Regions from separate parts of the Mus musculus genome. Here all the other regions are linked to region 2. The links are chromatin loops, found by intact Hi-C in ENCODE. Cell type or tissue: heart. All regions are shown on one strand. Each heading gives the region's core, and the rest is flanking DNA. Links, peaks and the distances in the headings are about the cores only. Region 1 holds the start of Ppp1r42 (protein phosphatase 1, regulatory subunit 42). Region 2 overlaps 1700034P13Rik (RIKEN cDNA 1700034P13 gene). Region 3 overlaps Sgk3 (serum/glucocorticoid regulated kinase 3). Region 4 overlaps Cspp1 (centrosome and spindle pole associated protein 1).

Evidence for each region. A loop is a pair of places that touch in the nucleus more often than their neighbours do. Peaks named below come from ENCODE experiments on the same cell type or tissue, not always from the same donor. Only the 100,000 strongest peaks of a DNase experiment are listed, where the experiment ranks them.
Region 1: it touches region 2 in a loop (10-fold over the local background); 21 of 42 quality-filtered maps call a loop at or near these places.
Region 3: a loop joins it to region 2, with 2.1 times the contacts of the local background. A loop is called at or near these places in 2 of 42 quality-filtered maps.
Region 4: it touches region 2 in a loop (8-fold over the local background); 18 of 42 quality-filtered maps call a loop at or near these places.

The regions. Positions count from the first base shown.
Region 1 is chr1:10,004,152-10,011,590 of GRCm38, reverse strand. Ppp1r42 (protein phosphatase 1, regulatory subunit 42) reads left to right here and starts at 2,455. Exons shown (of 9, transcript NM_145692.2): 1 at 2,455-2,519. It overlaps LOC115487608 (a small nuclear RNA gene), which reads left to right and starts at 1,674; the gene lies at 1,674-1,777. In heart, for the core only: a CTCF peak has its summit at 4,177 (motif pointing left); a DNase peak (open chromatin) is centred at 2,390; H3K4me3 peaks cover 985 bases; H3K27ac peaks cover 705 bases.
Region 2 is chr1:9,768,522-9,775,960 of GRCm38, reverse strand. 1700034P13Rik (RIKEN cDNA 1700034P13 gene) reads right to left here. Exons shown (of 4, transcript NR_040462.1): 3 at 5,166-5,289; 4 at 4,705-5,001. Among named protein-coding and RNA genes, the nearest start is that of Gm39590, 4.0 kb to the left of the region's middle. In heart, for the core only: no CTCF peak of the experiment used is centred there; a DNase peak (open chromatin) is centred at 3,000.
Region 3 is chr1:9,890,375-9,897,813 of GRCm38, reverse strand. It overlaps Sgk3 (serum/glucocorticoid regulated kinase 3), which reads right to left. Exons shown (of 18, transcript NM_133220.2): 17 at 6,364-6,453. Among named protein-coding and RNA genes, the nearest start is that of Mcmdc2, 15 kb to the left of the region's middle. In heart, for the core only: no CTCF peak of the experiment used is centred there; no DNase peak of the experiment used is centred there.
Region 4 is chr1:10,086,161-10,093,599 of GRCm38, reverse strand. It overlaps Cspp1 (centrosome and spindle pole associated protein 1), which reads right to left. Exons shown (of 30, transcript NM_026493.3): 13 at 5,416-5,549; 14 at 4,640-4,718; 15 at 3,283-3,412. Among named protein-coding and RNA genes, the nearest start is that of Cspp1, 52 kb to the right of the region's middle. In heart, for the core only: no CTCF peak of the experiment used is centred there; no DNase peak of the experiment used is centred there.

The DNA.
Region 1 (7,439 bases), core at 1,527-6,526, 240 kb before region 2:
AACACCTCAGACAAGCAGATCCCTGCTTACCAACAGCCAGCCTAGCCCAAGGGGTGAGCTTCAAATTCAGTGGGAGAATTTGTCTCAAAAATTAAGATGTAGAGGGCTACAGAAGTGGCTAGCAGTTAAGAGTACTTCTTGCTCTTCTAGAAGACCTGAGTTCCAATCCTTACACGGGGCTGTTCGGAGCTGCTCAAGAAGATCAGATGCCCTCTTCTGGCTTCTTCAAGCACACACACACACACACACACACACACAAATACACACACATCCATACGCACATGAACATAAACATACATAAACACCCCCTACACACTCATATTTGTTAGTAACTCAACCATGTTAAACACAAATAATCATGATTTTCAACCACATGAAGATCCAAAATGAAGTTTCAAAATGTAATTTTACCATTTTTATAAATCTTGCTACTAAAAATAGAAGGAAAACCTCTATTTTAGTAACATATATAGTCATAATCATGCCACCAAAAAATGACATTTAAATATGTCCATGTCTAGATGTACATATCATATTGCATACTTAAAGGTATATATACCACGTAAGGTGGCCTGGACAGCCCCAAATATTCAAAAGTCAAAGGTGGAAGGGTTATGTGAGCTGATAAACCTGAACCAGTAAAGTTGAGCCCAGTCTGAGGTGCATAGTGAGAAACTTATCTCAAATATAAAAAATAAATGTGTACATAGCTTTCCCACAAATGAGAGCACATTTCATTTCATGATATATGAAAATTTTCTAAAACCAAGACTTCTAGAGCAAGTGAGTCTCGTTGACTTTCTAAACCTAGGCCTTACTAAACTTGGAGGCCTTACTAAGCAAGGCCTTTAACAGTTTTAGCTGCAGACTAAGTGCTATACAGAGAATTAAGTCAGCCCTCGACACCTTGTTAAAGTTGTTGCCTCCAATGGAATGATCCATTAAACTCATAGGACAGGCATCTGGTTTGTTTTAATGTATTGTTTTAATTATTCTCTCACTTCCTGTCCTTCTACAGCTTTTTCTCCTGGGAGGCAACCCTTGTACATGAGCCATTCTCCAGTGTAACTGAATTCCCGGCCTGAATCATTATCTTTCCTTTTGTGGCTGATGAATCTATACCTGGCTTCTCTTAGCATTTCTCTTTCCTTCTTCCCTCACCACAACTGGTTTCAACAATGAGTTGGGGGTTTGTTTTGTTTTGTTTTTAAATGGATTTTCAAGTTGAGGTTCAGCCCTGGCTGTTTATAGACTCACAAAGATCCACCTGCCTCTGCCTCCATAGCGCTGAGATTAAAGGTATGCACTATATCCCGAGAGTCCTTTTCACTGTGAATGATGGTTTCTTGTACTAAGTGTTGTCCTTCTTATCTTTCATTCCTGTTATTTATTTTACAAACATTTGTCAAGCAAGTACTGGTATACACCGCATTAGGTATACACAGCATTTGCCTACCCACTGACAATGGTGAGAGAAAAGAATGCTGTCCTCAGTTCTTTTCTTTCTTTCGCTCTTTCTTTCTTTTTCTTTTACAAAGGCAGATCCTTGTTATGCTAAAGAACTTCATATTAGTTGTTGAGGAAAACAGAAACTAACAAAATGCAACAGTAAGGCTTTCTGAAAGTTTACCCTGATCTAAGCTGAGATAAAGAGGGAATAAAACGTAAGAGGGGTGATCACTTCGGCAGCATATGTACTAAAAGTGGAACAATACAGAGATTTGCACGGCCTCTGCACAAATATGACACACAAATTTGTGAAACATTCCATATTTTTGTGACTGGGAGCGTGCGGGGCAGGTGGTGGTGGCGGCGGCGGTGATGGTGAGTGGGATGAATAAACTAAAAACAAACAAACAAACAAAAAACAGATGGCAGTGGCTCGTGCCTTTCATCCTAACAGAGGTAGTGGATTGATGTCAGAGTTCGAGGTCAGCCCAAGTTCCAGGACAGACAGAGCTACACAGAAAAACCCTGTCTCAAAAGACAACAAAAACAAAAACAAAACAAAAGAGGAAAGAAAACGTGCTATTGATACCCCAAAAGCTGGAGAATGGAACAGAGCATATCGGAACCCGAGAATCCTGAATAAGACAGGAAGCGGCAAGCTGCGAGGAGTGCCGTGACTATCAACCCAAGTTTGGGTTTTATCCTAGCAATGAATGTGGAGTTCTGGCTGTACCTACAGGCTATTCCTTTGGGTCTATACAGGGGCAGGTGTGGTTACCGGACACTAAAATAATCAAAGGTGATGGAGAGGGAAACGATAGCCTGCAAATCTTATTCTGCCCAAACTAACTGGTCTTTTTCGGGACCACCAGTGCACAACACCAACTCTCTGGCGTCCCTGTCACAAAGAGCCAGACTCAAGGCGGGCCCTGCGGGCTTCCCTGACGTCACGAGACTTAATCTGCCTGGGCGTTTGGAGCATTTGGTCGCCTGGCAACCGCCGCTGGCTTTGGAGGAGCCTGGCACAAGGACACTGACCAAACCAGTTACAGACCCGACTGGACAGAGCGGTGAGAAGCCCCCCGAAAAGCCTAGCCAGGAATGTTCGTGCACGCAGACTCTTAATACCGGTTAAAGTGCAGGTCCCTGAGCCCTGTCCCTAAACAGCTAGAATAGCAGACACACTTTAGAAGACTAGTTCGGACCAGCAGGCAAGGCTGGAAGCTCTCTAGAAGCCGGAGGGTGGAGGGGGCGAGGGAGCGGGGCCCAGGCTTTGAAAAGTCTGGAGGGCTGAAGCCCCACTTAGAGAATCTGGAAGCCACTGAGCTAAGGCCTAAGAAGAAATGTAGGTAGAAACCAAACTCTGAAACTGTCTGTCCTACCCAGTCTGCAAGGAGCCTAGAGGTGATAATCAGCAGAGGACCCATTCCCAGAGCCTTTCCCTCTGGTTTCTGGGAAGATGAGTCCCAGCAGTTGTATCCAATAGGAGATATTATGGAAAATGACTTCTCTTCTGAGAAAATCAAGGACACTCCTACAAGTGTTGACCTTATTGCTTTTATTATAATGTTCTAAAATGTACACAAGTTCAACTAAGTGCAGTTTAAGCCCTCTGGGGCTTATTATTTCTCTAAAACAATGAAACTACACTACAGTAAAGTTAGAGTTGGTGCTTTCTTGATGAAAAGAATGGTGGTGTTTTGACAAAACAATTTTCATGAACTCCCAAGCAGTTTATTATTTAATATTTTATGTTGTGGGTTATGGTGAGTCTCTCCCTTTCCACATTCAAACCCCTGGGTATTTTTCCTATAGCTTACTGATTACATTCCTTGGCCTTCTCTTGATTTAAAAATATTTTCAGCTTGTCTCTTCTTTTCCAAAAAGTCTCATGTAGCCCAAAATACCCTAATACTCACTTGTAGCCAAAGCTGCCCTTGAACTTCCTTCTTCTACCTCCTAAATTCTGGGGTTATATGAGTGCCACCAGCTCAGCTGCCTCCTTTCTTTACAGAGGCACCAGTTTTTATACAGAATTCATCTGTGGTGAAATAATTAAAAATATACTACTCTCTTGCCGGGCGGTGGTGGCGCACGCCTTTAATCCCAGCACTCGGGAGGCAGAGGCAGGCGGATTTCTGAGTTCGAGGTCAGCCTGGTCTACAAAATGAGTTCCAGGACAGCCAGGGCTATACAAAGAAACCCTGTCTCAAAACAACAACAAAAAAACCACTCTCAAATATGCTGCTCTGGCACATTGACTATTTTAAGTTAAAGACACTTGAAATCACAGCAGGTTGCCTGCCCACTGTTCTGCCTACCTGCCTGTCTGCTGACTGCTTCCCTTGTTAAAAGCCCTTTCCTATTCAAGGAAAACAAAAAACGTTTTCACTGTTAAAAACAAATGAAACAAGAAAATAGCAAAGACAAGTCCAGGGCTGGGAAAAGATCAATGACAATCAATGACAGAATTTATTATCTAATAGGAATATGCATAAGTTCTAAAACTTAAGTATCAAATCACAACCCAGTAGGAATAATGAATAAAATATGGAAAGAGCAATTAGCACATAAAAGGAAGTCTGAAAGGCTGACAAGGGAATGCTTCACTTTCTGCAGGGTGTCAAGAGTGGTACATTAAAACCCAACTTAAAAATATTGGGCTGGAGAAGAGCACTGCCTGCTCAACCCCAGCCACCACAGGGTGGCTCACAACCATCTGTAATGGGATCTGATGCCCTCTTCTGGCGCATAGGCATATATGCGAGCAGAACACTGTATACATAATAAATCTTAAAAAACAAACAAAAAACAACAAGAAAAAGCTGCTGATATCAGAGCTTTAACTGCATCTATAGGGACTCTGCCACTACCATCACCAATAAATGTCAAAGTCCCACTGAAGGACAATTTGGTTGAATGCAGTGACATTAAAATGTGCAGTCCAGGAATGGCCACCCCTAGATTAAACCTTGCTCTAAAGACAACACAGACAAGAAGCATAAAAGCGGCATTATAAAAGCAAAATACAGAAAGACACAGCGTTCCATCAGGAAGATAAGCCACAGCAGTACAACACTCTACAGCTGTATGTGGTAAACCAGATAGCTCTCCGAAACAAAAGGGTAAGCAGAAGAAGGCTAGAGACAGAATACTGACTCGGATGGCATGCAAAATTGGGGGGGGGGGGAAGAACTGTACTTTTTAGGTGTATGGGCATTTGTGACAAAACCATGAATACATCCACAGCAATGTCCAAACTAAAGGAAATGTCGAGAAAGGAAAGTAGACCTTTTCAGGGATTTATTTGGTTGATCTGGTTGTTGTTTTTTCTTCCCAGTACTGGGATGAACCCAGGACCTTGTGAATGCTAGATATCACTGAGCCACAACACACACACACACACACACACACACACACACACACACACACACACACACAGAGAGAGAGAGAGAGAGAGAGAGAGAGAGAGAGAGAGACAGAGACAGAGACAGAGACAGAGACAGAGACAGAACTTATTTTCTTTGGTTTTTTGAAGCAGAGTTTCATGTATTTCAGACTAGCCTAAAGTTCCTATGTAACTGTGGTTGGCCTTGAGCTCTGGGATTTTCCTGCATACACCTCACAGATACTAGGTTTATTAACCATCATGTTAAGCTTAAATCTACTTTTACTGTTTTATATTTTAAACTTATTTATGGATCTATGGCATTATGAAAAAACAATTTCAAATTTTGTTACAAAGTCATAAATGTATAAGCAAATTTCAGAAATGCATGTAGTAGAAATCCAGATTGCAGCCAGGCATGGTGGTGCATGCCTTTAATCCCAGCACTCAGGAGGCAGAGGCAGGCGGATTTTTGAGTTCAAGGCCAGCCTGGTCTACAGAGTGAGTTCCAGGACAGCCAGGGCTATACAGAGAAACCCTGTCTCAAAAAACAAAAAACAAAAAAATAAATAAATAAAAATCCAGATTGCCCTTTGTTCTGAAGGGTCTGCAGTTTATGCTCTGAACACTGAAGGGCACCCTGTCCCTTCAGATTTGCATATTATGAGCAATTTATATTGTCTGGGTAATAGGCAGTATGATTATATATATAAGGACACATTTATCATGTATCAAATTCATTTTCCTTCTAAGCACTGAACTCATACCCATAGAATATTGTGTAAATTGAAATGTTTATTTGGTATAATTCTAGATAAAATGAAACAATAGATAACGCATTCTAACATTGGACTTTTAATTACCTCTTTAGTTCAAAAATATGAAGCATAATTTGGGAGACAAGGATAATTGTCAGTTAAATATCTGTGTTTTTAAGGTGACAGGAAAAACCGGTTACCATATGATTATGGATAACATAATAACTTATATAAAGTAATTGTATAACTATATTATATAACTATAAAGTAATTATATTTGATAACATGTCCCCTATTTAATAGTCCTGATGCTTTCAAGATCAAAGAGTGAAGCCTCTATGAATAAAATGGCAATAGACTCATAATGATGACTGCAACAAATATTTTGACCTATGTCAGACACTCCAGAACGTTCACTGACACATCCAGACTTGTAAAATTGCAACATGGTATTGTGCTCTACAAAGCTCACACTTGAGAACCACACAGTCAAATTACAAAAAATAAGAAACTTGACGCTGTGTTAAGTAAGTCTGCCAGTTTGTGTCCCTCTCTACTCACAGCTGCCTGGGAGCATGCAGCCTACACACCACAGGAAGGCATCCTGCATGCATTCTGACACTGTCCCTTTGAACTAAGAAGGACTGTCCTTGTTTTATGTAGTTAAGACAGATCTTCACATAGCCACCTGCCTGGCCTCAAACACCTGGACTCCAGTAATCCTCCTGTCTCGGCCTCTCAAGAGGCTAGACTACAAGTGGTATCACTAGTGAAAGTCACTTATTTTATTTTTAAGGTTTCTTTTTAAGTATCATATAGTCTACACTATAATGTTTTCCCTATGATATTGTCATGAAGGCACATAATGTAATTTGGGCATATCCCCACCCCCTCATTGCTCTCTCTAATCCCTCCCATTCCCCTTTGCCCCTTTCTCTTCCCAGCTAGTCAGTCCCTCTTCTTCTTTAGAGTCTTCTTGTTTTCCTGGACCAATATGTTTGTTCCACTTGATTACGGGGCATAGGTGGAAGGTTATTTATAGGAGCATGGACACCTTAGTAATGGTTATAGCACTGGAGAAGAGAAGCCTCTCCCAGCTCCTGACACCATTAACTGCCCACACGCACACACCCCTGACACCATTAACTGCCCACACGCACACACCCCTGACACCATTAACTGCCCACACGCACACACCCCTGACACCATTAACTGCCCACACGCACACACTCCTGACACCATTAACTGCCCACACACACACACTCCTGACACCATTAACTGCCCAAACACGAGCACACGCACACACACACACACACACACAAACACACACACACACACACACACACACACCACAAATCTGACTGCATTTTTATTTATAATTTACTTTTGTGGTGCTAGGAAATAAATGTAGGTCCCCATGGATGCACTCCAGGATTGCTTTTTCAGTGAGTATCGAAGCTACTATGTGGACTGTGGACTGTAAGAACTGTAGTATCTGCACTGGAAAACACTGCGTCATGCTGTGTTTCAGTGTCTAGCCCTGGGCATGGAAAGTGTCTGCATCATCCTGTGTGTAACTCGGATTTCACGCATGTGTTCTGATTTGAAGATATCAGGTCTTGTGAGGAGTGAGAGACCTGGCTGCGTTCTCAGCTGGCACTGGAGAGCCTGGATTAAATAACTCTCCGTGATTTATTCTTTCTCCACCTATGAGATAAGAGCGTTGGACAGCTTTCCTTTTTACTAAAATAGGATAAATAATCATTTTAAAAGAGGTTCATCTTAGGACACAGGGTGTAGCTTAATGGTAAAGTGATTGCTTAGCATGCAGGGACCCCTGGATG
Region 2 (7,439 bases), core at 1,123-6,122:
CAGCCCGCCTGCAGCTGGGAAAGCCCAGAGAGCTCCATGTGTTCAGCGTGGTGGGGCTTTCCTATCATGGGACAAGGGGACAGTAGCAGAAGCAGAAGCTGCTCACCATCTTTAACAGCCCTCTCCAGGCACCTGCTTCCACCAGCCTAGGTCCCGCCCCCTACAGAGTTCAGAACCCACCCCAAATAGTAGCACAGGCTGGGGAACAAAAGTTTAAAACATGAACATATATCGAGAGACGTTTCAGATTCAAACCATCGCAAGCTGCTGTGAATATTCTTTGCAAATTTTTCTGCAGAGAGAGCATTTTTGTTCATAGAGTCTGAACATAGGTGCCAATTCTCCTGGCTAGATCCTGACGAGCCACGTGTAACCTGCCAAGCCAGAGCATTTATTTAATGACTAAATATCGCTCCTGTAAAAACACAATGGGAATCGAGAAAACAGCTGAGTAAAGTATTTGCCATGCAAGGATGAAGACCTAAGCATCCCTACAAGATAGACTGTTTTAAAAGCCGGGGCCATTGGCATTCACTTGTAATCCTAAGATAGAGACAATCAGATCTCTGGGGCTCTCTAACCAGTCAGCCTACTTGGCAAGTTCCAGACAGTCACACACACACACACACACACACACACACACACACACACACACACACACACACAGAGGAGATGGTACTTGAGGAAGGACAATAGAGATTGACCTCTGACCTCCATGTGCACACACACATAAGCATAATGAATTCAGGTATAGTGAGTGGCACATGCGTATAAACCATCCAATTGGGAGGCTCAGGTAGTATGACAGAGAGTCCAAGGCTAGCCCGGGCTAGATAATAACCCAGGCATTGTCACAGAATGGGGAGTCAAGAACAAAGGAGAGGGGAAAGCCGAGAAGGGAAGGGAGGAAAGAAGAACAATGAATTAAAACTGTATCACCATGATATTATGAAGTAAAAGTTTGAAACAGACCATCTCAACAAGTGTTTTGAGAACTATCATCATTGTCATCATCGTCACCACCACCACCATCATCATCATCACATTCATCTACTGACCCAGCATCAGACAGTCACACAGTCAAAGTGTGTCAAGGTTTCTTGGTACTTGTGTTCTTTAGCTCTGACACTTTGGACTGGATGATGTGGACAAGCCACTGTCCTAGTAAAGGTAACATCGCTATGCCTCTTCATCCAATCTGTAAAATGGGAGCTTTTAAATGTCTCTATGTCATGAATAAATGAATTTCTACCCACAAACTCTTAGAATTATAACTTGCATGTAAAGTTCCTTAGATAGGATAAATATGTATGTGGCTCTCTTGTATACATGTTGGCCTCATACATCTCCAGTGAGGTTATCTAGCTGAATCCAAGTATCAACCAGGTAGGCAGATTTTACTTGCAAGCCCACAGTGTAGCCTGTTATTCTTTCATGGGTATAGCAGAAGCACTGTCATCAAACCAGGCCACATGGTGCCAGTCCCTGAGACAATGAGGTTTGGTGAGAAAGAAAGTTTATTCTCAGGACAGCTGAGCCTAGACGGTGGCCCAAGTTCTCAGGTTAGGGTTGAGGATATTTGAGACAAGGCTGCTGACTGGAGGGTGGCGCCTGCATATTGGCAGAGAAATAATAAGAGGTCTGTGGATGTGCTAGCAAACTTCCCGGCTCCCCAGGATCCTCATGGTGTGAAAGTGGTGATGTTGGCATGATTCCACAGTGCCATGTGGCGTCCTGACATCAAATAGCGGTTATCAGACACTTAGGCAAGCCCAAGTAAAGTGCTGTTGTTATTGTTGTTTTTTAAAACAAAAACAGCTTTCTTTTTTTTTTTTAAAAGATTTATTTTATTATTATGTGTAAGTACACTGTAGCTGTCTTCAGACACACCAGAAGAGGGAGTCAGATCTTGTTACGGATGGTTGTGAGCCACCATGTGGTTGCTGGGATTTGAACTCTGGACCTTTGGAAGAGCAGTCGGGTGCTCTTACCCACTGAGCTATCTCACCAGCCCCCCAAAAACAGCTTTCTAGTCCCTGAGAAGTAATCAAGGCCACTGTTACCATTATAACAAAGTCAAAGGTCCTATCTACTGTAGACTCAGTGGGAGATTAAACGTACCCCACTATGTGACCTCCAAAAATGAGAAGTTTTCAAGTCAAGTGAAGGCACAGATCTGAAAGCAACGGAGTTACCATTTCAACGGGAGATGTCTGAGTCAAAAAAAAGGAATTTTATATTCATAGCACAGCAAAGCCACCAAACATGAACACCGGTATGCTGGTGTCCTGCCCGTTGCCCACAAGCCTTCAGGGGAGACATAACATAGAACAGACAGCTTGGGGAACGAACACATTGCTTTCACAACAGGTGAGAAAGCACTGAGTTTAGCCTGTCCTAGAGGAACTTGTCACATGCCACAACTCAAGATTGCTCTTTTCATGTAGGAGTGTCTCTCAAAAGCCTGTCTGTCTTTCTCCCTCCCCCTCCCTCCCTTTCCCCCCCCTCCTTCCCTCCCCACCTCTCTCAGATTCCACCAAGACTCTTACCACAACCTTTGTAGGTCAGACTACAGCAGTATTCTCAGAGAGGGGAACTGGTTTATTTAGTGGCCACTGCCTAAGCTGCCGAAGTGGGAGGCAGATAGTGAAGTGGAACCTGGAGCTTGGGCATGCTTGTGTAAAACTAGCCTGACCAACCCTGAGTGAGTGAGTGAGTGAGTGAGTGGAAAACTGACTTGGTTCAGAACCTTATGCCGGGTTTAAAAATAGGGATGTGGCCACACTTCTGTTCCTGTATATACTGGGAAGCAAGGAAGAATTCTTTTTCATTGTCAAAATCGTACACTGCATTCATTGAGCCAAATTATCCAGCTGTATGATCTTTCCCGTACTCATTAACCGTCTATTTGACTGAAGCAATGTGAAATTTTGAAATATTTTCTGGTTTCATTAGTACTCTAGGAATTTGAGTGCTTGACCCACACTATTCAAAGGGAAAGCCCGCCCCCTAGAGGCCAGGGCGCTCATGTTTACAGTCCTCCAGGAGGCTAGCGTTAGAAAGTTCCATGCTGTAAACACAGTACAGTGTGTGTGTATGAAATTCTCACAAAAGATTTAATAAAATAGCATACTTCATCAAGGATTAATAAATAAATATTTGGTAAATATTTAAAAACATTTTTATCTTAAAGCCCTCAGTAAACTGGTGTGTAATGATTAAAGAATTAGAAATACTTATTACTTGATTTAATTATTATATACTATATATATGTATACTAAATTGCCAGCTTACTTCATACACTAAGCACAAAAAGAACAAGTAGTATGTCTCAATAAAAAATAAAATACGTGAATATGTATGGAAGCTTTATTTTTTAACACAATAAGGACTTTTTCCCCCCCAAACAAGTCAGCTTAGGGAGGTGGGATGGTATACACCCGTTTCCAAAACTCTAGAGGCTGGAGCGGAGCTAGGGGGAGTTTGAGGACAGCCTGGGTTATAAAAAAAAATGACAACAAAGGTTGATTTGAAATGTGACAGCTTTTCTTTGTTGCTCTGTATCTGGAAACAAACGTGTAACTCTGTCTACTTACAAATGTCCAAGTTTCACTGAGGTGTTGTTTTATTTCTTACTGAATCAGAGTCTTGATAGGTAGCCCAGGCTGGCCTTGAACTCCCTATCCTAAGTCAGCTTCTTGAATGCTGGAATTATAGATGGATACCAACATGTCTGGCTAGCTCATTAGAATAAAAAAGGTAATTCAGTGAGGGGACATATACAGTGTCCTCACTACTTGACAACCTTGGCATGTCAGAGCCTCTGTGAAGAGTTATCATCACTGTACAGGATGCTAATAGTATTTCAGATGAGAGCTTCTGTAGATATCAATTGGAGTAAGTACGGAAACGGAAGACTAAGCTACAAGAAAACCTAAGAACATTTGTGAGGATATGGAGAAAACAAAATCTGTGGAAACTTTCTCCTTCTTCAGAATGAATTCCCTGTTGTGACTGTTAGTTTGGTGGTGGTGGTGGTGGTGGTAGTGGAGAAGGTCATTTTTGTTAGGTTTTTATTGCTGTGTTAAACAACATGAACAAAAACAACTTGGGGAGAAAACACACACACACACACACACACACACACACACACACACCATCAAACTCTAATCAGGACAGGAGTGCTTTGCTTTGTTTTGCTTGTTTTTGTTGAGTCAGGGTCTCCGTGTACGAAAGGCTGGCCTTGAGATTCTTCTGCCTCCCTTAGGATAGATGCTCAGAAGATGATGAGACGAGTAAGGGCACTTGCTACAAAGCCTAATGACCCAAGTTAAATTCCCAGAATCGACAGTGGGAGGAAAACACTGACTTTTGCAAATTGTCTAACTTCCATTTGTGTACACAATGTGCCACACCCCTAACACAAAATCAATAACTGTGAAAAGTTTTTTAAATTTTACTAAGAGAAAAATTTAAAACCCATTAAAAAGCTAATTATTAGACTGGGCATGGTGGCATATGCCTTTAAAACCAGTACTCAGGAGGCAAACAGAACCAAAAATAAAGGGACAGAAGGTTGTTTGCTTATCTGGAGGATAAGAGTTTTGAATGCCTATAAAGTTGTGAAAAAATAGCTTGTGAGCTGAGTATAGTGACCCACAACTTTAATCTCAGTAATTAAGAGGCAGAGGCATGTCTCTGTGACTTCCAGACCAGCCTGGTCTACATAGTGAGTTCTAGGCTAACCAAGGCTACATAGTAAGATCCTGTCTCAGAACAACAGACAAATAACTAAGAAACTTGTTATGAAATAGGACTTGGTCTATAAGACACTAAAAAAATCAGAAATGGGGCAGAGTCCAGAAAATATTCCAAGACTGGTGCATATACAAGATCTTACACATTTTCAAAGTAGCATTTCAAATTAGTTGAGAGAAGATAAACATCTCAGAGATAATTTGCTATCTTCAGACTTCTGGTATTTTAAGATCTAAATGTCTCCTGTAATACAAAAAGAAAAAAATCATGAAATTATTTCTAAAGTGAATAGAAACAAATATTTTTAATGAACTTTGGGTAGGAAAGTACTTTCTGAGGCTGACAGAAGGCCATGAAGAAAACGACAGATTGGCCAGATCCAGAGATTTAACACCTTGAGCTCAAACCTGTTCTTCCTTGCATATTTTCTTCTCCTCAGGAGTCCCAGAGGCTAGCCGTGTTCAGCAATGACAGCATGTAAGGAACAGGGCTTGGAGCGGGGAGGTGTCCTGTGGGCTGGGCTGGGCATCACTGCATGCCCGGGGAAGAAAAAAGGATTTCACATTTAGGGGGTTGATATATAGGCTTGCCAAACATTTTAAAATGAATTAAATGGAGTAAAGATTCACTTATACCTTCCCCTCAACACCAACATAATTTCCACACTGTACAAGACAACATACTGAAATAAAGAGATGAGCAGGGTGTAGTAGTCCACACCTGTAAACCCAGTGCTTGGTGGCAGAGATGTGTATGCTCACAGTTCCAGACCATCCTGTCCTACATAATGGAATTCTAGGTCAGTTAAAGCTACGTATCAAAAAGCCAAAATAGGGGCTGGAGAAGTCGGTGCTTAAAAGTACTTGTCCTACCAGAGGACCCAAGTGCTTTCCCAGTGCCGTTATCAGCACAAGGCTCTGGGAACCCAAGCTCCAGGGGATCCCATACTTTCTTCTGGTGTTCATGGGCACAGGTAAACATGCACGCGCATGTGCGCGCGCGCGCGCGCGCGCACACACACACACACACACACTGTAAATAATAACAGTTTTAAAAGTAATCCAAGTATGGTGACACACACCTGTGTTCCCAAAACTTGGGAGACAGAGCAAAAATATTAGGATTCTTGGCTACACTGTAGTGAAAACTTTGGTTTCTTAAAAAACCCAGTTACATGAATATGTTTTTGGTTAATCCCAGGTGTGGGGTAAGAGGCTGCATATAGCAGGCGATTACGATTTGCCTTGTGTACTAACAGGGCTGTGATTTTTGCCAGCTGCAGATAGTTCAATTCTGGGGATTCCAGAGAAGATACAAATGAGAGACCCCGAGAGGGCCTGTGGGGGTTGCTGCTCTCCTTGCTGCTGTGTTTGCTTCAGTTACTGGTTTGCTGCACTGTTGAATATTCTGACAAGTATTGGGATTGCTCAACGTCCCTATTCAACAGGAAGTGGCCTAGAGTAGTGTGCATTCCCCTTTCTCTCTAACCTTCATTTCCTCCTAACTACTGTGGAGGCGGAAGGGATCAGGGTGGGAAAAAGGTTGGAAGGGAGGCAGAGGTATAAGAATCCAATAAAAGGACAGCCAGGGCTATACAGAGAAACCCTGTCTCGAAAAACCAAAAAAAAAAAAAAATAATAAAAAAAAAATAGTAAATTGATATACCAACACTACACAGCAAGTTCAAGGCCAGCATAGGCTACCCTGTCTCAAACAATGACTTACAAAAAGAATATCTTCAATTGTAACAAAGGATTATTATTTATAATATATAAAGAATTTATTTAAAAAAAAAAAAAGAAACAAAAGCAAATAACCAAGGGGTTGGGAGACAAAGTAGAGAATTGTCTTGGTTAATGCTTTATGCTGGGAAGGGACACCATGACCAAGGCAGTTTATACATTTAAAAAAGGCATTTAATTGGGTGCTTGCTTACTGTTTTAGAGGGAAAGTCCATGACCATCGTGGAGTGTATCAAAGTAGCAGGAGTGGAGGAACTGGGAAGAGTGCGCGCGGGGGGTGGGGAGGGGGCCAGTGGCCACGGGGGCGGGGGGGGGTGGCGGGGAGATAAAGGGGAGTGGAAGAGAACTGGTGTCCAACCAGAGTTCCAGTGCTCTGGGCGGGCAGACTGCTGCACGCTTTCCGCAGCCCAGGGTGGGTGTCTGCCTGTGGGAAGCCACAGAATTCCAGCTCGGCCTGGGGTGGGGGGTGGGGAGTGGGGGCGTGGACAAAGGGCAGCCCTAGGCTCCAGGTTCTCAGCCTTGGGCATTCCATGCTGGATACTACGGAATAGCTGAGAACAGAATGCCTCCCACCCCCAGGGGGTGCGGCTCAGTCAGCTCGGTCAGTCCCAGGGCCAAAGGGAGGAAAGGGCAGGGAGAGAGGGTAGTTCTCACTTGGTGGGGGGTAGTTCCCACTTGGTAGGGGTGGGGAGGTGGGGGCTGTGAGGATGGTAACTACGTGACAGGAGCCAGGTGCTCAGGAGACATGGCTGAACTCTTGCCGTCCCATGCAGGTGGAAATCTCTGGCCATCGGGGCTCTGGGGTTCAAGACCTATGCTTGACTGGAGACCAGGCTGCCAGTGCTCAGCCACTGCCCCTCAAAAGAGCTTACGTCCTAATCCAAGGCAGCAGGCAGAGGGAAACTGAGATTGGGCCTAGCCTGGGCATTTGAAACCTCA
Region 3 (7,439 bases), core at 4-5,003, 120 kb before region 2:
GAATTTTAAAGGTGCTGAAGAGATGCTTCAATGAGTAAGAGCTGCTAGTAGTCCCAGCTCAGCTCTCCCATCCATTCCGTCAGCCTTCTCCTCTAGCCCATGGCCATTCCTTTGTATCAGCAGAAACACAAGGAACCCTGGGGCCACACTGCACTGGGAGTCATGTAGGTGAGTCTCACTTTCCTGACTCCCACTGTACTCTTTCGGTATTTACTCTTAGTTCTGTACCAGCCTGCAGGAGTCCCTTTTCCCACACCACACCCATTCCCTGATGACTCCACCTTCTGGTACAGACCCTGCTTGGCTCTTTCTTGTAACCCTCTCTGCTGTTCCTCTAAGCCTACTTCCATTCCTCTCTGCCATCCTCTGTCTAGCAAAGGCAATCTCTGCCAGAAACCCCACAGCAACCACACCTGCTCAGGGTCCAGAGAAAGCAACTGCAACCATAGAACAGAACCCTTACCCAACAAAGACAAGAACAGACAATGACACCAAGAAACACCTCAAACACTGAACTCCAGATGCCTACACCCCACACAAAAATAAAAACACGAACAGCCAAGACAAAGTGCCTCTACCAGAATCCAGTAACCCTATCACAGTAGGCCCCGAGAAATGCAATATAGCTGAAGCACAAGACACAGACTTCAAAATGGCAAGTATTAATATGTTCAAGGGCCTTAAAAATGATATGAATTTGTATCTATTTTCATCCTTTTACACACTGACTGCCAGTTAGACCAGCACCATTTATTGAAGATGCTTTCTTTTTTCCATTGTATATTTTTGGCTTCTTTGTCAAAGACCAAGTGTCCATAAGTGTGTGGGTTTATTTCTGGGTCTTCCATCCTATCCCACTGATCAACATGTCTGTCTCTGTACCAAAATTACGTCCCTAAACCTCAAGAGACTTGAGGCCTAGGAAGTGGGGAGGCCGGGCAGGGTAGGGGCCGGGGACATTCTCTTGGAGACGGGGAAGGAGGAGAGGAATGGGATGAGGAGCTGTGGGAGAGCAGACCAGGAGGGGGGTAACAACTGCACTACAAAAAAAAGTAATAAAAAATAAATGAAAAGTCTTAAAAAGGTATGAATTATCAAATGAATGGTATATGAGATTATGAATAAATCCCTTAATAAAGTCTGTAAAACTATAGTTGAATGAAATAATGAAAACATCTCAAGACATCAAAGTATAATTTAACAAGGAGAATCACTAAAGTGATTAAACTGAAATAAAACTATATAAAAAATTTAGGAAGTCAAACAAAACTTACCTCTGAGGTTAAGTCCTACCAACTGTTGTGTAATGGTTTACTCCCAGATTGAAATACCATACAGGAAAACCTCTTGAGCAGAAAGGTACTACCTGAAGCTAATCAAATTAGTTAGCTCCCAGCTGCAAAGAAGATTGTGAGACTAGAGAAACTGCCTGGAAGAAGGAGAAACCAGTCCCCAGGTCGGAAGAGGTTTAACCAACTGAGTCACTGAAAGGGACACTCTCCAACCTGTGAAGTGAATGCAGGCTGTACAGTGTAGGTTCCCAGATTCTGTGAGATGTCACCTGTGCTGGGGTGGGCTTTGGTGATGTAGCTATCTGAGTAATTTCTGCTCCTATAAGTATCCTTTGCCCATACTCCTTTAAGTAACCCCAATAAAACGTATTGATTCACCAAGTTGGCCTTTGGTGGCATTTGTTCTTTGGTCTGTCACAGGTTTCCTATCTGGAGTGAGTGTGTTATTGGTCTCCCCCAAGAAAGCCGTCACACAACATTAATGTAGTACAAAACATGTAGAATCTCGGGAGTTGAAGATAAGGTAGGAAAAAAAGGGATAGCTCAAAGAAATGCTAAACCTTAAAAAATCCAGCTAGAAACATGCAGGAAACCAAGACCAAATCTACAAATAGAGGAGCAGAATAAACCCAGACCAAATACAGAAAATGTTTTTTAACAAAATCATAGATGATTTCCTTGATGTAAAGAAGGAGGTGCCAAGCTGGGTGGTGGTAAAACATTCCTTTAATCCCAGTACTCAGGAAAGTGAATCTCTGAGTTCGAGGCCAGCCTGGTCTACAGAGTGAGTTCCAGGACTGCCAGGGCTACATAGAGAAACCCTGTCTTTACAAACTAACTAAACTAACCAATCAACCAAACAAATGATTCCAGTTAAAGAAGTAGGTGTCAAGAACTTGAGACTATATCGTACCTAAGACTTGAGACTAGATAGTGCCTAAGAACTCGAGGCTATATTGTACCTAAGAACTCAACAGTACCTAAGAACTCGAGGCTATATTGTACCTAAGAACTTGAGACGACTATGTATAACTTAAGAACTTGAGACTATATAGAGGGAAATCTAATACTATTATTCTGCTAAAGGAATACAGCAATAAAATGAGTCCTAATGTCATACTACTATATCATAGATCAGTACCTTTCTTATCCATCATTAGAGAACCTTCTTCTTGCAGTAGACTGGAACTAACAAAGAAACCCACAACTGGATAATGTGCAGAGTGAGATACTTTGGAGCACTCAGTCCTAAATGAAATATCTTCATCAAAGCCTCCCTATGAAGGCACAGCGACATATGTGGGAGAGGAGGCAGAAAGATCTTAAGGGTCAGAGGTCATGATGAGTATAAAGAAACAGTGTCTTCTAGACACAGCAGGACTGATGCACATGCAAAAAGCATACACAAGTTCAAGCCAGATAAAGTCCCAGGTCAGTGAGGGGGAAATGGACATGGGTTCCCACCCCTAACCAAGAAGCTATCTGCATTTGATACCCACTGGCAATGGGAAAAGAATCAGTTTCCTCCAGTGGAATCTCTCTGTCTCTCTGGTTATATTAACCACCCATCAGGAAGGCACCATACCCAGGAGTAGATGCCCAACACAAAATGAATTCAATGGTGTTTTGTAGGCTTTCTGTCTCCTTTCACTTTGGATTTCCTTTCTTTCTTTCTTTCTTTCCTTCTTTCTTTCTTTCTTTCTTTCTTTCTTTCTTTCTTTCTTTCTTTTTTCTTTTTTTGTCTTGTTGGTCTTTGGTTTCTTTTGATTTCCATTTGTTCCATTGTGTATGTGTACTTTGTTTTTTTGTTTTGTTTTTGTGGCTTTTCTTTTCTTTAAGATTTATTTATTATTATACATAAGTACGCTGTAGCTGTCTTCAGATGCACCAGAAGAGGGCGTGAGATCTCATTACGGGTAGTTGTGAGCCACTACATGGTTGCTGGGATTTGAACTCAGGACCTTCGGAAGAGCAGTCAGTGCTCTTACCCACTGAGCCATTTCACCAGCCCCTTCTTTTTCATTTTTTTTTTTTTTTTGACACAGGGTTTCTCTGTGTAGCCCTGGCTGTTTGGGAACTTTCTCTGTAGAACATGCTGGCCTCAAACTCAGTCTCCTGAGTGCTGGAATTAAAGGTATGTATCATTATGCCCAACTGATTGTGTACTGTTAGACAAAAGAACATAAAGTTGGGTGGGTAGGAAGCGAGGAAGCGGGTAGGATCTGAGAGAAACTGGGGGAGGAAAAAACATGATCAAAATCTATCTTTTTAAAAATTTATTATTATTATTATTATTATTATATTATTATTATTATTACTATTATTATTATTTGGTTTTTCGATACAGGGTTTCTCTGTATAGCCCTAGCTGTCCTGGAACTCACTTTGTAGACCAGGCTGGCCTCTAACTCAGAAATCTGCCTGCCTCTGCCTTCCAAGTGCTGGGATTAAAGGCATGCGCCACCACTGCCCAGCCACACGCGCATACACACACACCACATGTATGGATGTGTGTATGTGTGTGTGGCGGGGGACGGGAGAGAGAGAGAGAGAGAGAGAGAGAGAGAGAGAGAGAGAGAGAGAGAGAACAGCATTGGCTACTCTTCTAGAGGATAAAGGACCTGGATTCAATTCCTGGCACCTACCTGATGGCTCATGAGATTTGACACTTCTAGTCTCCATGAACACTGTATGCACTTGGTGCACATATACATATCCAGGTAAATACTCATACACTTACACAAAAAGGAAAATAAAATCTCAAAAAAAATATTGTAGAGGATCCATGTTTTGTTCCCAGCATCTATATCAGATGGCTCACATCAGCTTTAACTTCAGTTTCAGGGATCCAATGGCCTCTTATAGTCTCAGCAGAGGCCAGGGATGGAAGCATGTGGTGCTTAAATATGCACGCGCGTGCGCGCGCATACTTAAGCATGTGGTGCTTAAATATGCACGCGCGTGCGCGCGCATACGCATACACACACACACACACACACACACACACACACACACACAGTATTTAAAATCATTTCAGATCTGGAAGTTTATCCCAGTGATAGGAGCACCTGCTTCAGCAACCCTTATGCCAATGTGCTCAGTAACACTCAGACACAAATTAATGAAGAACACAGCAGAAACCTTCATCAACTTTTGAGTATGAAATGTTGCAATCCTTTATATCACTTCCTTTTCTCTATACACTTGTTTCCTCTTCAGTGAAGAATGAGGATTGAGCCTCCCTAACCCTGAAAGTGAAAATCAGGAACAAAACTGTCCTTAACAGAGTAGTCATTTCTCAAACTAACAATTCCGGACTACATAAAACAAGTCAGGGTACAAATATTGCTATGTCAGATGGCGTAAAATATCACAGTCATTATGCAGAGTCTAACCTTTAACCAAGACAGGGTATACAAAATAACATTACTTCCTAGAGTAATTTCCTTATCCCCCTAAGTTTCACAGCAACAACAAATGAAGAGATTTGGGGCTGGGAGGGATGGTCACTTGCTGAAGTATTTGTTTAGCCAGGAGAAGATGAGTTGGAGGTCAGGTTTAAAAACGTTGGCCTGGTCACACTTGTGCCATTCCAGCACAGGAAGGCGTAGTCAGTCAGGCTTCTGGGCTCACTGGTCAGCCAGCCTAGTTTCAGGCCAGTAAGAGTCTTTGTCTCACAACACAAAATAAAATAAAACAAAACAACATGGTGACGCCTAAGGAGTGACGTCAAGGATTTGGTCTGTCCATCACAGGAATGTGCATGCACACCCATGCAAACACAGGGCAACCCTGGAATCACACCAGATTTGCATATTGGTGTTGTCACTTTTCATCTGTCTGTGACTATCCTCTGCTAATTTATAAACAGATACACTAATGAGGCATGCATAAGCGTAGTGAGTTTGCAGCTCATCTGAGGGGCAGGTCATGTGTAACAGCCAACACAAAATATGTAAGTCCAGGAAGAAGGCTGTCAGTGGTTACTAACATCATTACCAACCTTCTGATGACTATCAACAATCTATGTTGCTTTCTAAAACTTTACACATGGCTAATTCTAATGCACCTCTCATCACCTTTTTGCTTAAAAACATACCTTTAGTAAACTGCCTCTACCAGTAGATCTAACAAGGGTAGCTAATACGAACATTTTAATAATACTTTTATTATTTTCTTTCTTTTTCTTTTTTTGATTTTTCAAGACAGTTTCTCTGTATAGCCCTGGCTGTCCTGGAACTCACTCTGTAGACCAGGCCTGCCTCTGGCCAGCTTATTATTTTCTAAAAGTGCTAGGACAACTTATATTCCCAGGAAAAGACTTTGCTTAGGGCCAAGGATACAGTTGGACTGATAAGAGTATTTAGCAAGCAAGCATGAGGACCCGAGTTCAGATCTCCAGGACTTAGTCACGATCTGAGCGGGGTTTACACATGAGTCCTCCTGGCACCAGAAAGTCAGAGACAGTTGGATCCCTGCAGCTAACTGGCAAGGCTGCCTAGCTGAAATGAGTCAGCTCGGGTTTAGTGACAGAGCCTGTCTCAAAAACTAAAGTGGGCAAGACTGAGGAGGATACTTCAACCTCTGGTACACGCGCATACACAGCATACGCACGCGCCGCGCGCACGCGCCGCGCACACGCGCCGCGCACACACACACACACACACACACACACGCACATACAACACTATACCTATACACACATTTGTTAGGAAATAATTGCGCTTGGATGCTGGTTTACTATGTACAGAAATGGTAATGGCTACCCTAGCTTCCACCTACTAAGACCATCCTTTTGACCTTTAAGAAGCACTCATAATTACTACGCAGGAAGATATTTAATAACTGTGGTCTTACTGGTCACCTTGAAGTTTCTGTTGCTTTCTTCTCTTCATGGTTCTGTGAAATGCTAGGCACGTCCTCCACCACTGAGCTAGACACCGCTCAGGGAGGGTGCACAGATACTCGGGGCCTGGCTGCTTTCATTCAGGTTGGCTGTGGGGATCCATTTCTTAAATCACAGTGAACCTAAGCTCTAGATTTCACTCTTTGACATAAGACACACACTTACCACATTAGGGTTAAATGGAGGTGGAATCTTTTTTTGTACGAGGTCAGTCCAGCTGAGTGACTCAAAAAAAGGATGATTCTGGATTTCAAGCTAGAATATTAAAAAAAGTTTCTTTTAGAAATGACAAAAATTTAAATATTCATTGAAGAATCTTACAAGGTGAAACTACGTCCGTTTGTCACTCAGTGTTTTTAATCTGATATTGATGTTGGACATAGGCTCTGGAAAGGCAGGTATGTAGAATCAGCTCCTTGTACATAGGGAATGTCACCTTCACACAGTTTCCCACAGGTTAAACAGGGTTAACAATCCTGTCCTAAATATTTCATGGAGTCTTCAAAGATGAGCATAAAAATGTGGAAATAAAGTATCATAAAAAGTCAGCATAGTCTTACACAGGGGACAGATGTGAAAGTTGTGGGAGGGGTCTGCTTACACAGGGGACAGATGTGAAAGTTGTGGGAGGGGCCTGTTTACATGGGGGACAGATGTGAAAGCTGTGGGAGGGGCCTGATTATACAGAGGACAGATGTGAAAGCTGTGGGAGGGGCTTGCTTACACAGGGGACAGATGTGAAAGTTGTGGGAGGGGCCTGCTTACACAGGGGACAGATGTGAAAGTTGTGGGAGGGGCCTGCTTACACAGGGGACAGATGTGAAAGTTGTGGGAGGGGCCTGCTTACACAGGGGACAGATGTGAAAGTTGTGGGAGGGGCCTGCTTACACAGGGGACAGATGTGAAAGTTGTGGGAGGGGCCTGCTTACACAGGGGACAGATGTGAAAGCTGTGGGAGGGGCCTGCTTACATGGGGGACAGATGTGAAAGCTGTGGGAGGGGCCTGCTTACACAGGGGACAGATGTGAAAGTTGTGGGAGGGGCCTGCTTACACAGGGGACAGATGTGAAAGTTGTGGGAGGGGCCTGCTTACACAGGGGACAGATGTGAAAGTTGTGGGAGGGGCCTGCTTACACAGGGGACAGATATGAAAGCTGTGGGAGGGGCTTGATTACACCAAGGCACAGCACAGTCCAGTTCTATAGCAGTTATAAAGTAGGGCTCAATCTACAAAGCTTGTG
Region 4 (7,439 bases), core at 1,330-6,329, 320 kb before region 2:
GGGTCAAAGGCAAAATTACAAAGGAAATTTTTAAATTTCTAGAATTAATGAAAGTAAAATCACAACATACCAAAATCTATGGACATTATGAAGGCAGCTCTTATAAGGAAAATGTATGGCATGAAGTGCCTACCACCACTCGGGAGGCAGAGGCAGGTGGATTTCTGAGTTCGAGGCCAGCCTGGTCTACAAAGTGAGTTCCAGGACAGCCAGAGACAGAGAAACCCTGTCTCAAAAAAAAAAAAAAAAAAAATCTTAGATGGAGACCTTGAAAAACATGAACAAACAACACCCAAAAGAATAGACAAGAAGAAAAGAAATCAAGTCAGGGATAAAATTATCAGAAAAACAAACAAACAAACGAATCAATGGAATGAAAAGTTGGGGTTTTTTGACAAAATTAACCAGACCAGCAAACCTTTAGGCCAAACTGAAAGAGGGAAGAGAAGAGGAAGGAAGTTGAGTAGAAAGGAGGTAGGTAGGTCTGAATTTTCAAAATCAGAGATGAAAGCAGAAACATTACAAAAGTTGCTGAGGAAATTCAGAGACTCTTAAGACACAATGTAAAAAGCTGCATCCCAGTCCTCAGAAGGCAGAGGCAGATGAGTCTCTGGGGAGCATAGTCAGGTGACCAGCCTGGTCTACGAAGTGAGTTCCAGGGCCGCCACAGACACATAAGGCTGTAGCCAAAAAAGTATAAGAAAACAAAACTAGTATCCCACTAAAATGAAAATTCTTAAAGAAATAAATGAAAAAATGTGAAGTAAATTATTAAAACAGGCGCATTGCTACCAACAAAATAGAAGAAATAATAATCTCCTAACAAAAATGGCCCACAGCCAACAGACTCAGCATAAGATTCTAGCAGACTTTCAAAGAACTTACACCATACTGCCCAAATTGCTCTTAAAATAGAAAGGAAAGGAGTATCTCCAAATCTGTGTCACAAAGTCAGTCCTATCCTGATCCAAAACCAAATTTCCCGCGTTAAAAAGGGAAACCACAGGCCAATCTCTCTGATGACCATAAATGCTGCATGGTTTAAAAAGAATGGCTCCCATAGGTTCATACATTTGAATTCTCAGTCACCACAAAGGAACTATTGGAGGACTAGTAAGTGTGGCCTTGTTACAAGAAGTGTGTCACTTGCTTTGAGATTTCAAATGCCCATGCCAGGCTCTCATATATTCATTCATTCATATTCTCTCTCTCTCTCTCTCTCTCTCTCTCTCTCTCTCTTCTTCTTCTTCTTCTTCTTCTTCTTCTTCTTCTTCTCTCTCATTCATTCTCTCTCTCCTCTCTCTTCTTCTTCTCTCTCTCTCTTGTTTTCTTTCTCCCTCCCCCCAACCCTGCAACTCTCTCTCTCTTTCTTCTTCTTCTTCTTCTTCTTCTTCTTCTTCTTCTTCTTCTTCTCTCTTTCACTCTCTCTCTCCTCTCTCTTCCTCTTCCTCTCTCTCTCTCTCTCTCTCTCTTTTTCTTTCTCCCTCCCCCGCAACCCTGCAAATCAGGACATAGCTCTCAGCTAATGTTCCAACATCATGAGTGCTGCCATGCTCCCACCATGCCCGTGCTGTGCATGATCATAGACTAACTCTCTGAAACTGTAAGCAATCCTCCAATTAATCCAATTAATGTAATGAGAGTTGCACTGCTCATAGTGTCTCTTTATTGCAATAAATCAATGACTAAAACAGACAGACAGACAGATACACACACACACACACAAATCCTTAATAAAATACTTGAACACCAAATTCAAGAACACACCCAAAAAGATTATTCTGGGTCCTCTGCAAAAGTAACAAGTGTTCTTACTCATGAGCCACCTCTCCAGCCTATCCATGGCAATTTTGTTCACTCATTAGGTATATAAAGTAAGAATTCTACTCTACTCAACAGTAGAGTGCTGGACCAGCACTACAGGGGAAAAAATAAACTTCTTGAATTGAGAAATCTAACTCTATTGGAAACATTTAAATATTCTCACTCAAAGCCAGTGTTTGATTTACAAAATTCAGTCTTTCTTCTGTAGAACTTTCACATTCAAAAAAATGGCAATTAATTCTTTCTAGATATTTTCCCATATAAAAGCTGAAAAAAGATATTTTCCAAGGAGCTGGGACAGTTAGGAGTAAGTACTCGCCCTGCAAAGACTTACTTTGATTCCCACATTGAGCAGCTCACAACTGCCTATAACTCCAGCTCCAAGGGGGTCTGACTCCTTACACTCCATAGGACTCATGTGCAAAGATACACTAACACATAAATAAAAATAATAAGTATATTCACAAAAAAAATTGCAAGGGGCTAGGACTGTGGAGCTCTTGCCTAGAATGTCCTCAGAGCCATCCTCTGCATCACATAAAACAGAGCACTCTGGAGTGCACCTGTATTCCGAGCCCTCAGGAGGGAGAAGCAAACAGGATGACTACAATTTCAAGGTAATCCTTTCTTCACCACATAATGAGTTCAAGGGCAGCCTGATCCAGATGGAACCTTACCCCAAGAAAACAAAACTAAACCCATAGTTTACCAAGAAATCCAATAGAATTCCCCCAAGAAAGTCCTCAATTTAGATATGGACCCACACCTTGAACCTCACTCCCAAAAGCTCCTAAGTAAGTTTTCTTTAACCAACATAAAGTATGGGAGATGCCAATGTGTTTCTTGTAAGCATTCTACTAAGATGTTCCCTACTGGACTATGGCCTCATCAGTCTCCTTACACTGGACACTACAGATCCTGTTTAAACCCTCTGCTCTGCTTTCTCATCCTCTCATGCGTACCCTGTGCATTAAATATCACAACTGTCTGCCAACATCCTCCTTCTCCCCTCACAGGCTCAGAGCCTCAGCACCTCCTAGCTGAACTGAACTGATCAACAGCTCACTAAAGGTTTTTCTAGGGCCAAAAAGATGGATCAGAAGGTCAAAGAACCTGCTACCAACCCTGACTACCTGAATTTGATCCCCCCCAAAAACTATATGGTGGAAGGAAACTCACATGCACACAGACACACACCAAATAAATAAGAAGGTCTTAGAAGACGTAGGAAAATAAAAAAAAATAATAAAACTCCCTAAATCTACCAGGAACGTCTAGAAACTAACATGCAGCTCAAATATTAACTACACACCCAGTCCTAACTGTCCCAGACAAGCCTACTGTTTCCTACAGCAATTCCAGCATCCCCACTTCAAAGCTTACCGTACTGCCTGCTATTGTTCTCCCCTTCAGTCTACAGTCAGTCAACAGTGAATGAATAAATGAATGAATGAATACCTGCTCCTGCAAAGCTTCTTGGTAAGACTGAAGCGACTGTGTAGAAGGTTTTGGCTTATCCTCAAAGACCAGTCCTGAATTCCTGAGTCCATCACTAAGAACTTTCTGTTCATTCTGTCCAACAGTATTCCTAAGAGCAAATAAACAATTTCAATCAATTTATTATAAGAACAAGCACATTCTAGAAGAAAACAAAAACAATTCTTTGCCTGGCATATAAAACCACCTTTTAAAAACAAAAAAAAAAAAAAAGTCTTTAAAAACAAAGCCAACAAGATGGGTCAACAGGAACAGCAAATGCTGTGCCGTGCATTTCCAGGACTACAAATGAGAAGCAGCTCCTGCAAGTGGTTCTCTGTCCTGCTGTGGCATGCATGCTGTGGCATGTTTGAGCACATGCACAAACACATGAACAAAGAAAGAAAATAGAAAATTTTAAAAATGAACTATAAGCCAAAATCAATCCTTCCCCCCTTAAGACACTTTCACCAGGGTTGTCTCAGCACTAAGAAAAGTAACGAAGACAACACAGAAGCATAAGGACACACAGCTAGGTGTGGTGCAGTTCAACTGCAATGCCAGCAGGGGGAGGCAGACACACAGACTCCTGGGGTAGCCAGATAGGTGAGTGCCAGGTTCCAGTGAGAAATCTTGTCTCAGAAACAAGACAGGCAGATCCTGAGGAGCAATACCTGAGTTGACCTCTGCCCTCCATATATACATGAATGTACAATGAAATATCATCTCACACTAAAGGTCAGAAAATAGGAACTGCTGTGTAATATGCAGAGAAATTAGAATCTTTGTGCACTGATAGTGGGAAGGCAAATAGTATATATTCTATAGTATAGAAAGTAATATGGCAGTTCCTCCAAAATCGTGCTAAAACAAGTTCCATGTAACCCCAAAACTGTATTTCTTACTACATATACAAAAGAAATGGGAAAAATACAATGAGTCTAGTAGCAGCATGTTTACAACTAAGATGATAAAGGAGCTCCGGTGTCCGCCAGTGGCTAAATAAAGGTAAGCACACGATGCACTATTATTCAGCCTTGAAAAATCCTAGCATAAGTTACAATGACCATCAGCAGCTAAGGACCCAAATGAGTCAGTCACAGTAAAACCCTGTCTGAGCCTCAGAGAGAACAGGGGCTGGCAGCCCATGTCACAAGAGAAATGGAGCTGTCCATCACTGAACTCACAGGATAGAGTTCTCATTTGTGAGATGACCATGCAATGTTACAGATGCACTAAACACTACACCAAATGCTCTTAAAGCAGGTAGACTACACGAGTTTATACTGTGCATAATATAAGCACGTTTATTTTAACTTTATTTTATTTTAAGACTTACACAGCTGGCGGTGCTACCTGGTGAGTGACAGGGGCAGAGACATGAGGGGCAGGCTGTCCTCCAATCATTCCTGAACCATCTAAAGGGAAACAGAAAAAAAGACATTTATTTCAGAATAGTTACTATTAATAACATCTTATCCCTAAAGAAAATTATACCGCAAGCTTTTCCAAAGCACCAATACATCCTTCCAGGCTAAGAGTCAGCAAAAGAACATAGGAAAGCATAAAACAGTTATAGCAAGTAACTAAGAGACACAATTAGTTTTATTTTGGTTTTAAAACTGGGTCTTGTTTTATGACCCAAGGGGACTACAAAGTTCCTCAGTTGCCCAAGTGGGCCTTGAACTCATGATCCTGCCTCTACCTTTAGCTGCATTTAAAAATGGCTATTGCTACAGTCTGTCCATCAAAATGTATGGAGGAATGTAATTCATAAAATCTTATGCTAACAAACTTAACAGAGTAAAAATTGAAGCCCCATGACTGAGTCGTAAATTGCTAGGGAAGTGGGAAAAAATGATAAAGATATACACCCACATCTGCCTTCCATACATTATTTGGCCATATTAGGTCTCATAAACTATCTTTATCGAGTATCAGAACAAACTAATAAAATTGGACTTGATTCTAAGGATGATTCTATTGTCAATAAATGTATAATACTTTGATTAAATGAAACTCTATCTTTTTCATTTACATACTATTGCTTCCATAAAAACAATTATCCTTACTAAACCACCAGGAAAATGTTTATAGAACATATAGAAAACTCACAGTATACAATATTGGGATCCAGTGTATTTCTGGCACCGTAAAAATAGTACGCATCATCGTAAGGAGTTCGATAGTTAGAAGCTGGAGGGGCAAGGAGCGGAGGCGGGGGTGGATTCAGAGGCACAGGCAGAACCCTATAGCAAAAGAAAACCAAAAACACTGTCCTCATATTTTATTACTTTTAATCAAGATCTTTTGCAAAAAAGGTGTTATTAAAATTAAACATCAACCCTGTACTAATTGTTCAAGAAAAATTAGGAATCAAAAAGCAAATAGTAACAAATTTTACAACTTCAGGAACACTTTGCTAAGATGCAAACAAGTTAAAGTAATTGAGTAATATCCAATAGCCATTATGTACCATATTAAACAAAGGCATGTATGCTCCTCTGCCCTTAGTAATAATACGGAATCAACAGTTACAACAGTGCAGCATCCGTGAGGCAAGTGACAAAGAATGCCAGAGGAATACAGAGCAGGAATACTCAGATATAAGGAGACAGGAGGAAAGCCGGAAGATTCCCAAAACAGGAAGTATCATATGATGAGAGTCACACACAGAGAGGGAGGACCAAGAGCTCCGCCACCTCAGGATTACAAATGGTTCTGTGTGGGCAAGGGAGTGCATAGCATGAGTATGTTTATGCATGTCAATAGCTGCACACACATGGTGTATAGGAACTCGTGTGTGTAGGAGAGGCTGGTCACATGAGTATGTACAAATGCACAAGCTAGCAGTCATCCTTGTATGTAAGTTCTGGGGAGCTGTCCACTTTGTTTGTAAGATGGGGTTGCTCACTGGCCAAGAAATCACTAATTACACTGGCTGGCTAGCAAGCCCCAGGTATCCAGTCTCTGCCTGCCAGCACTGAGAACACAAATTCATCCCACAACACCCAGCATTTTTACTGACTGAGCTATCTCCCCGACCCAAAGGGTATATTTTTTATATGTAAAACCTACTGCTTTTTCACAGAAAGTTAAACCACAATGTGGCTACTTGAGAATCCATATGGCCCTGATATATTTAAGAGTTCATAAATTTAAAATGTATAAAACCTTGTCCTTCCACATTTCCTCACTGAGGAGCAAATGTGCTTCTACCAGCACAGGATTTACTCTTCACTAATAGAAATGGCAAAGGCAAATAACTTTAGATAAACAAAGAAAAAGGGGAGACTCTAGGTTTTTTTACTCAAACATTAACATATTTTGCCTTAAAGAATCTGAGGGCTGAGGTAACACCAAAGTCTCTTCGGTAGGCAGCGGTTCCACACGTTATTGGTCAGTCAGTGAGTCTAACCTCACCATCATCAGTGCAGACGCCAGCAAAAACAACCTGAGTAACTGTTATGAAAACAATCTATTATCAGCAACTCCTAAATTGTATCTATACATAGAAAACTAATGTTTACATCAGCCCTCTAACTATGTCAAGTACTACCATCACCTTTTACAAATGAGAAAACTTTTTTGCATAAAGTCCAGTGAAGCCGACTACTCCAGCCTCTAACCCACAACAGAAAGCACTGTGGCTCTCTAATTCCAGTCTCTCAGCCTTTGGAGTAGGGAAGCCATTGAAGAAAATGAAGGAAGTACCTGAGAAAGGCTGTAAGAAAAGCCCCACAGTTTGTTAGTAACAAATAAAAGACCAAGTCCTGCTGAAAGATATCTCAGAAATGTATTAGAAGATTAAGAAAAACATCTACAAATGTAAAGATATTCCTATAATTAGTATATTAATAATTACAGGCCAGAAAATATTCGTGTTACAGGGTTTCTATTATATATAGATTAGCATAATGTGTTTTCCCTATAGAAATGACATGTTCAATATGAAATCCAGGGTTATAATCCCAACAGCCCAAGAGTAAGCCCAGAGAAAACTGTTAAGCCAGACAGACATGTACCAGATTAGTAAATTTTTTGGAATAAGCTGAAGAAACAATTCAATGATTGCCAAGTGGAAATAACTGAACAATGCATACCTTATACTAACATGTAGTTACTAATTCATTTTAAAA